Regions from separate parts of the Homo sapiens genome. Here region 1 is linked to region 2. A link is a contact called in ENCODE Hi-C or POLR2A ChIA-PET data. All regions are on one chromosome and are shown on one strand. The core of a region is the stretch at or near the end of the contact, and the rest is flanking DNA. Distances in the headings are between cores, read along the strand shown.

Region 1 (4,141 bases), core at 1,575-4,074, 450 kb before region 2:
TGTCCCAGTACATGGACTTCGGTGCTAAAACTGGGAGAGTCCCAAGCAACCTGGGACGAATTCATCACCGTAAATTTAGAGAAAATGTTTTAAGCACTCCTGGGAGCGCCTATGTGGTGTGTCCTTACAGCAAATATTTGGGTAACAATCTCAAGATTGCTTAAACTCTCCATGCCTCAGTTTCCTTCCTGGCCTCAGTTCCCATATTGGTAAATAAGGATCATAAATATAACCTATCTCATAGGGTTACTGTGAAGATTTGACGTATATTTAAGGTGTCTAGAGATATGTAAGTTGCTTTAAACAGACTTGGCAGATAGTGCTCAGTTGATGTTTATTATTAGATTTTTTATTTGTTTCTCGAGGTCAGGATGCACATCTGATATCTCGGCATCACCCCTTCCCCAAAATGCTTAATACGCTGCCATAAGTAGAATAAACACTCATCAAATATGGCTGAGCCCAGCAATCCCAGTTGTCCTGGCTCTGGTCTGGATGTGGAAGCCATTCTCTGAGGCCTCCCAAATATGGTCAATGTAGTGCCTCTCTGTTCAGAATAGGCACTGACTGCTTCAGGTCCTGGTTTCTGGCCTGTCTGGTATCCTGCTGTGAAATATGACATCATCGGATGGTGTCATCTCTGGCCAGAACCTGAGTATCATCTCGAATTATTTTCCCATGATTATCTTTGCAAAGCTGTTGGGTTCTGGCTTTTCCAAACAGCACAGCCAAGAAGAAGGCTTCAACGTGGGATTTAAGCTATATGGCATCAAGATTGGTTGCCTTCCCACTGCCAGTATCCTTCCGCTTTTTTGTTTCTAGCAGAACCTGCCTCCCATGCTGGAGACAGAGAATGCCAAAGACTCACTTTCCCAGCTTCCCCTGTGTCTAGAGCAGGTGACCCATTCGTGGCCAATGGGACCAAAGAGAATACCTGCTAAGGGATTCTGGGACAAAGTTCCTCCCTCCTTTTCTGATATTTGCTACTTGGAGCTGAGGGGGGCCATTGCAAGACCATGACAGAGGATCAAGAGAACTACAAAGAAGATGGAATTGGATGGAAAATAAAGAATGAATATGTGAGTCACTGCTGCTTTGAAGTCATTTAACTGCTGAATTAACCAAGTCTGGAACCTCCTGCCTCCAGACCTCTTATTATGTGAGATTTTTCAGTAGACCCCTGTTGTTTAAGTCATTTTTAGTTGGATATTTAGTTTCTGCCCTGGAAAATATTCTAACTGACACAAATGAGTTCTTTGATGGCCCTAGGAAGAATTAGTCCTTAATTAGTCATAATCCCATGTTCTTTCTTCAAGACCCCTGCTGCCAAAAGCCAAGGGTAATCTGTCACTTCTAGAACTTCTCTGGCCGGCCCCTGCAGACAGTATAGTTTGATGGTTATGAGCACAAATCCAGGAGTCAGATCTTGGCAAGTGTGAGCTTTGGCAAGTTACTTAAACTCTCAGTATCTTAATTTTCTTCATCTGTGATCTGGGAATGATGATAATAATGCATCTAACTTGTAGAGTTTTGTGTTAAATGAAGAAACACACAAAAAGTACTTGCCTGGCTCATAATATGCACCATAGGTGAGAGCTGTTTCGCTTATTTACTATTCATTTTATGTAACCTTGTGCTGTTATTGATTTACACACACACACACACACTTCTTCCATTGCTCTTTCATGTCTCAGTGGTTGTACTTATCATCCATAAAGAGAAATTCCATTTTCTAAAACAGCACATTTCTAGGAGCCAGGGAATATGCTTCTTCACTCACTAGCTGTGCCATGAGCACTTCACTTATTTTCTCAGTATTTAGGTTTCTTCATTTGATAAAGAAAGCTGGCCAGGTACAGCGGCTCATGCCTGTAATCCCACCACTTTGGGAGGCCGAGGTGGGTGGATTGCTGGAGTCCAAGGTGGAAGGATTGCTTGAGGTCAGGAGTTCAAAATCAGCCTGGGCAATGTAGTGATACCTCATCTCTACTAAAAATCAAAAAAATTAGCCAGGCATGGTGGCATGCACCTGTAGTCCCAGACACTCGGGAGGCTGAGGCTAGAGAATCACTAGATTTAGGGAGGCGAAGTGAGCTGTGCAGTGAGCTGTGATTGTACCACTGCACTCCAGCCTGGGTGACACAGTGAGACCCTATTAAAAAAAAAGAAGAAGAAGAAAGAAAAGGGAAGGTATTGTCTTTATTTCAGTTCCCCCCAAAAAAGACCCTGATAAAGTGCTAGTCATTTACTTGGGAGGTGATTGAAGGAAACTCCAATAATGGAGTGAGAAGGTGAGCCTGGAAAGGAAGGAAAGGCAGGGAAGCCCTTAAAAGATACACTATCAAGCTACTTCCTGCTATGGACAAAGGGACCACAGGGCTTCATCCCACGAAGAGCTCTCAGCATAGACCACCCCATGCCTCAGAGGTACACCCCCAAAGGAAGAGCTTGCTGGCTATTTAAACACCATCTCCCTTCAGGCATTGGTTGAGAGCTGCTGGGACGGTGGTGCATTCAATCTCAGGCTCTCCTCCCTCTGTGGGTGGGCTGAGCAGGCCCAGCCTCGAGAGGAAATTGGCAGTCAGCTGAAAGTGGGGCAGCACATACCACAATGGGAAGGTCTGAGGGGGGCCTCTCTAGGCTAAAGTGGTGATTGATTCAACTCAGTAAATATGTTTTTGCGGGGGAGAGAGGGAAGTGGCAGAAGCTATTCTGTCCAAAGAACTTTGCTAGCTAAGCAACAGGCTATGAAGATGAGTAAGAAATGGTTCCAGACTTTAAGGGTGTCACAATTCAGTGGCAGAGATAGGCATGTTAACAAATATTATATTAACAATCTTTACTGTGTAAGGAGTCCAAGACTAGAAGTTTGTTTATTTTTACCTAACAGACTGGTAAATAGTGAGGCTATGGGAAAACAGACAATCTCATGCATGGTTGCTAAAAGGAATGATTTGCCAATGTTTTTCAAAAATACAAATGTGTTTGTTTACTCTTTGACCCAGCAATCCATCTTCCGGGAATTTATCCTATAGATCTGCCTGTACATGAACAAAATGATGAATGTGCAAGGTGATTCATTGCAGCATCATTGTAATAACAAAAGACTAGAAATAATCCAAGCGAACATCAGGAGGGACTGGTTAAATGCAGTGGAGTAATTTGCAGCTGTATAAAAGAGTGAAGGAGTCTTCCCCAGAATATATTGTTAAGTTAAAAAAAATCAAAATGAAAAGGCAGAGTATATGTGGTGAGATAGAGGATTCAGAGCTGATCAAGGAAAGGACATGACCACGAAATGACAGTAGCACAAATGAACTTTGTTTGGGTGGTGCTTGGTTAGCATACGTGAGTGAAGTTCTTCACAGCAGGAGACCTTCCAGAAAGAGCAGCATGGAGCCACCACCCAGAAGAGGAAGAGAACAAGGGCATTCCCAGGGGAGAGGGAAATCGGAGAAGTGCCTCCTGCAGGTAGATGATGTTACCCAGTAACAAGATGGGGAGTCTTTGGGGTCAGAGAGCTTGAATCGGCAGCAGTGGCTTGGTGTCTTTCGTATCCCCAAGGTTCATCTTATCTATGGCTAGCAGATGTTGGGTACAGCTTCATAGGATGTGCAAGACAGGCAGGCTTTAAATAGCTAAAAATATGGTTATTTGGGCTACATTTAAGGCAATCAGATGTATATGAATTTGAGTTTAGTGCCAGAGGGCTTTGAGCTAATTGTCCTAGCCTGCTGTGAAGATGTAAACAACATGGGGACCAATATCCAGGGCCCCCCACCTTTAGCCCATTTATATAACAGCATGTAACATGTTAACTCTATGTAAGAATGAGGGAGAAATCAGAACATATATGTGTTTGTACATAGTTCCATAAAGAAACATTGGAAGTATATGCAAGAAACTAATAAAAGGAATGAGGCAATAGGGTGGAGGACAGACCAGCTTATGGATGCTAGTAAGACTTCTCAATATATATTTTTTATACCATTTTTATTTTTGAACCACGTGAAGGTATCACTTGAAAAAACAAGTAAAATTAAAGCAAACGAAGAAGAGGGTTGTCCAAAGTTCACAAGCATCATGGAGGCAGGTGGTTAACACTGTTGGAGGGATGGGAGATTATGGTTTTAGTGCAATC
Region 2 (3,782 bases), core at 422-2,921:
ATCGCTGTGACCAGAAAAAAAAAAAAAAAAAAGATGGAGGGAGATGATTAAAGGATTCAGTACAGACTAAAGGGCTTTCATTTAAAGCATCTTTTCAAATCATAAACATTCTACACGGTATTCCACAATGGAATAAAATATGTATATTGAATATACTAAATAGAAATACATTTTAATGGATAAATGTTTGTATATTAATATGGCATATTAAATATTCCATTACTAAATTACTAAAGCCCCGTGTTTGTTGGCTGCAAAACCATTTTTAATTAACCTTTGCAAGCCACATTCATCAACTGTCGGCTCTTCCCCCGCACTCCCCCCTCCCGAATTCTTCCCGCGGCCGCTCCCAGCCTCCCGCCCTCCCACCGGCCGCTCCCACCCAGCCTTTCTAAAGATGGGGGTGGGTCGGAGCTCACTTTCTTTGGAAGGCAGTGGATTTTTCTCTTGCGTCTCTGTCTTCTTCAGTTTCGACTTATCGAATTTCTCGATCTCAGCCATATCGGGTTTGTCAGACATGGTTGCGGAGGAAAAGCTGCAGGGAGCAAGCCAAGAGCGAGCGTGAGGAAGAGCCACCCGCCCCGCTGTCTCTGGGCTGGGAACTGCACTTCTGCCCTCCGACCCGCAGCCTGAAAAAAACCCTTCTCGCTCTCCTACTGCTGCCGTTCCGCGCTCACGAGCTTCCTCTTTCTACAGAAAAAGAGGCGACACCCCCCGCGCCCCTCCTCCCCATATTTCAAAACGCTGTGGACCAAAGAGGGCGGATGCCTCTCAAAGCCGAATCTTGCAGAATAAAGGAAATTGACCACTGCGAATTGTTAATTACAGCGTTTAAAATTAAAGGCTGGCTAGGACAAGGAAAGAAGAGGAAAGCCACTTCCAAATTCAAGTGGGAAAAATCGGCAAGAATTCCTAAAATGGAGCCCAGGTAGGAAAAGCGTTTCCATTTCCTAGCCGCGGCCTCTCCGCAAGGATGCGGGCCGGATCCGGCTTTCTAGTCCTCTCACAAAGGCGGCGGCCGCGGCTGGAGCTTCCGACCACCGCCCTACCGGCTTCATCGCCCGCGTCACAATGCAGCCCCGCACACAAAGCGGCCGCCGCGCGCCCCGAAGCCGGTCTTGCCTGCTCTCCCGGCAATTCGGCATCCCTGGCACACATGTCTCTGCAAGAAGGACTGTAAAGATGTCATAGCACAGCCCCGCCGCCGCCAGGCTGCACAGATGCAGCCCGCGCAGCCGTCCGAGGCTGGGAGGAGGCTCGGGGCTCGGAAGATGAACCTCAGAACAAAGGACTTGTCTATTCCCCCATATCTCAGCCTCCAAGGCAACGCACAATACCTTTGCGGGCAAACACTAAGAAATTTTTTAATGTCCCCTCCGAGCGGCACGGCAAAACGCCAGTTTTTCGGTTTTGTTCTTAAATCATCGATTTCCCCACCCCATTATCCAGTATCTAGGGTGTTTCGCATCCCCCCAGCTCCCCAAAGTAGCCTTCCCGGGGAGAACCACTCGGGCTCGGATTTAGGGAATGCCTTCACAGGGACGCGGATGATGAAAGGGCGGGGACGGAGGCAGGACGGCAGGAGGAAGGAGGCAGGGGCCCTGGGGCTCACCGAAGCGAGGCGCACGAGTACGAGCGAAGTCTGGTCTGCGCAGTGGCCACCACCGAGTTGTCGGGCGGGGTGCGGCGGGCGCAGCTTTATGGGCGCTCCTATGTAAATGAGGTGATGTCACCCGCCGGCCCGCTTAACTCCTTCGCGCCGCGTCTCGGAACGGCATCCGGAGGCCTGCCGGGCTTTTGGGGAGGGGAGCCCCACCCCCACCCGGGGTCCACTAGTGCATGCACCCTAACCACAACGATGGCGAAAAAAATGAGCAAAGCACCCTCCAACACTTCATAACACATTTTCCCCTTTTACGTTTATTTCATTACGATGAATTTTTGCAACAGCAGCGCAGAAATTGCTCTTGGGGACCAGTGCATAATAACTAAGGGTCGGGGTGGCACCTGGGGTGACAGGCATTCTTTTATTTCGAAACTGCCTTTGTCTACTGTGGACATCTCCACACAAGGGCGCGGTGTCCCTCCCTGGAGGGCCTGGCCCGCTGCAGGGGTACGATTCCTGTGACTCAGCTTTCAGTCCAGTGGCGGGCATGCGCCCCACCCCGGGCCTCTTTGTCTTCCTCGCTGGCGTTCCTCTTGCCTTGGGTGGGACGTAAAGCACCCTTAAGTGATTTTAAAAGAGAAAGTTTCATCACTGAAACATCCATATTGTTTCATCAGCATAATTTTTGTGAGCACTCAACAGTAGTATTTGCTGGGTGTAAGGTAATTTGGAGTTTATAGGGTAAAACACCTCCCTCTTAGCAAAATAAGTCAAGCTCAAGCTCTGCCATTGACTTTACTGCCGGACAATGAGGAAGTTCTTTACCTTCCTCTTCCTTATTTTCATAAATTTTAAAAGTGATGGCTAAGGAGGCCAGCGTTGAATTCCAAAGACTACAGTTACATTATCTCTAATGTCTTAAGATGAAATTCAAAAATCAAATTATATTTTCAAGGGAGCGTTTCCAGCACTAGGACATCGCTGAAGTGCATCTGCATCTGGAAATATAAGAGATTCGGGTAGAGGGAAGCAGTTTTCAAAATGGCACCTGACTCTGTGAATACCAGTGACCCACTTGCTACTGAAAATTAGTTACAAATACCATGCCACGCGCCTGCAAATGGCGTGTGAAAGGAAAAAGACTCGCCGGTTATAAAGAGGCCTAGCTGTGATTATTTCTAAGAGACAAGGCAGTGTGCAAAATATTCCTTCTCCTTTTCCGTGGCCTGGGGAAATGTTTTTAGAAACCCCTTGCTAATCATTTTTATGGCACAGGCTTTTGTCTCGCTGGGGATTAGAGTCAACCTTATATATAGACCCTTGAATGCCACTGCCAGCAGCTTGGACTTCCCCGTTTCTCCATCTACTTGACTTCCTTTTTCCTGGGGAGGAAGGAGGTGGGGGTGAGCAGGGGCAGGTGACCGTCTGGTCCCCTAGTTAATGCTCTGCTGGGTGGCTGCCTTCCTGGCCTCCGAATGGGGCACTGGACCTGTTCGTGCATGCACCAAATGTCACCTGTCTGGTAACAGCCCCCCCGCCCCTGTTCCATGTTGGGAGTCTACTTCATCGTTGAAACACAGAAAAGATCTTGCAGGGTGCCTTTTCGCCCGTTTAGCTGGCAGCTGCCGTTGTACCGACACCGTTTCCGCAGGTTCTGTGATTCTGTTTCCCCTCACCCAGCTGCTGTCGAAAATCATTTCTTTCCTCCCAATGTCTCCTGATGACAAAGGAGTGCCACTACCTTCTCCTGGCTTCTTCTCCCAAGGGCCTTTCCTCAGAAAGGGTTAGGCCTCACTGAAGCAATTCTCCAAAGGAGATGGACGAATGCAAACTTGGAAATGTCTGGAGAAGTTTTCCAGTGCGGTAGCAAGCAGCCTTCCACTGTGCTGAGACACTGATGGAGGGCAGGTGGAAACAGAGAGGAAGAGAAAGAGAGACGACTGCTTAAAGGAAAAGAGTTCCCATGATTGGGACTGACCTGCCAACCGGTCAGGAGACCTAGAGAGACAGGAAAGGGAAGGGTGGTGCAGATACAAGGAAATGCAAACCAAAGGAATATTCTTAAAAGTTGCATGACTCTGGCCATGTGAATGAATCTTTCTGTGCTGGAGTTTTCTCATCTGTAAAATGGGTTCATTGCAACACCGACCTCACAGGGTTGTTGGGAGGAGTAAAT

The links. Hi-C counts contacts between places; a loop is a spot of excess contacts on that map. ChIA-PET counts read pairs that join two places held with the same protein, here RNA polymerase II (POLR2A). Pooled maps may share reads with other maps.
Region 1: a loop to region 2 is called in a map of tibial artery, with 6 times the contacts of the local background. The contact joins the enhancer-like site here to the promoter of TMSB4X in region 2. A Hi-C loop is called at or near these places in 4 of 168 maps with a recorded cell type or tissue (chondrocyte, endothelial cell of umbilical vein, sigmoid colon and 1 more), 1 of 37 single-sample maps with no recorded cell type and 15 of 50 pooled maps. POLR2A ChIA-PET finds 5 or more read pairs at or near these places in 8 of 52 experiments (A673, AG04449, AG04450 and 5 more).

Annotation. Positions count from the first base shown.
Region 1 is chrX:13,427,079-13,431,219 of GRCh38, reverse strand. No RefSeq gene overlaps it. Among named protein-coding and RNA genes, the nearest start is that of LINC01203, 94 kb to the right of the region's middle. RefSeq lists an enhancer at 2,297-2,814. Within about 2 kb of position 2,824, at least 5 of the 41 ENCODE cell types and tissues checked have a DNase peak (open chromatin) inside an H3K27ac peak, as active enhancers do; they include endothelial cell of umbilical vein, where a contact is called at or near this core.
Region 2 is chrX:12,972,999-12,976,780 of GRCh38, reverse strand. It overlaps TMSB4X (thymosin beta 4 X-linked), which reads right to left and starts at 1,671. Exons shown (of 3, transcript NM_021109.4): 1 at 1,613-1,671; 2 at 420-535; 3 at 1-4. The coding sequence starts at 519. RefSeq lists enhancers at 114-952, 1,792-2,631, 2,755-2,874, 2,895-3,154, 3,165-3,234.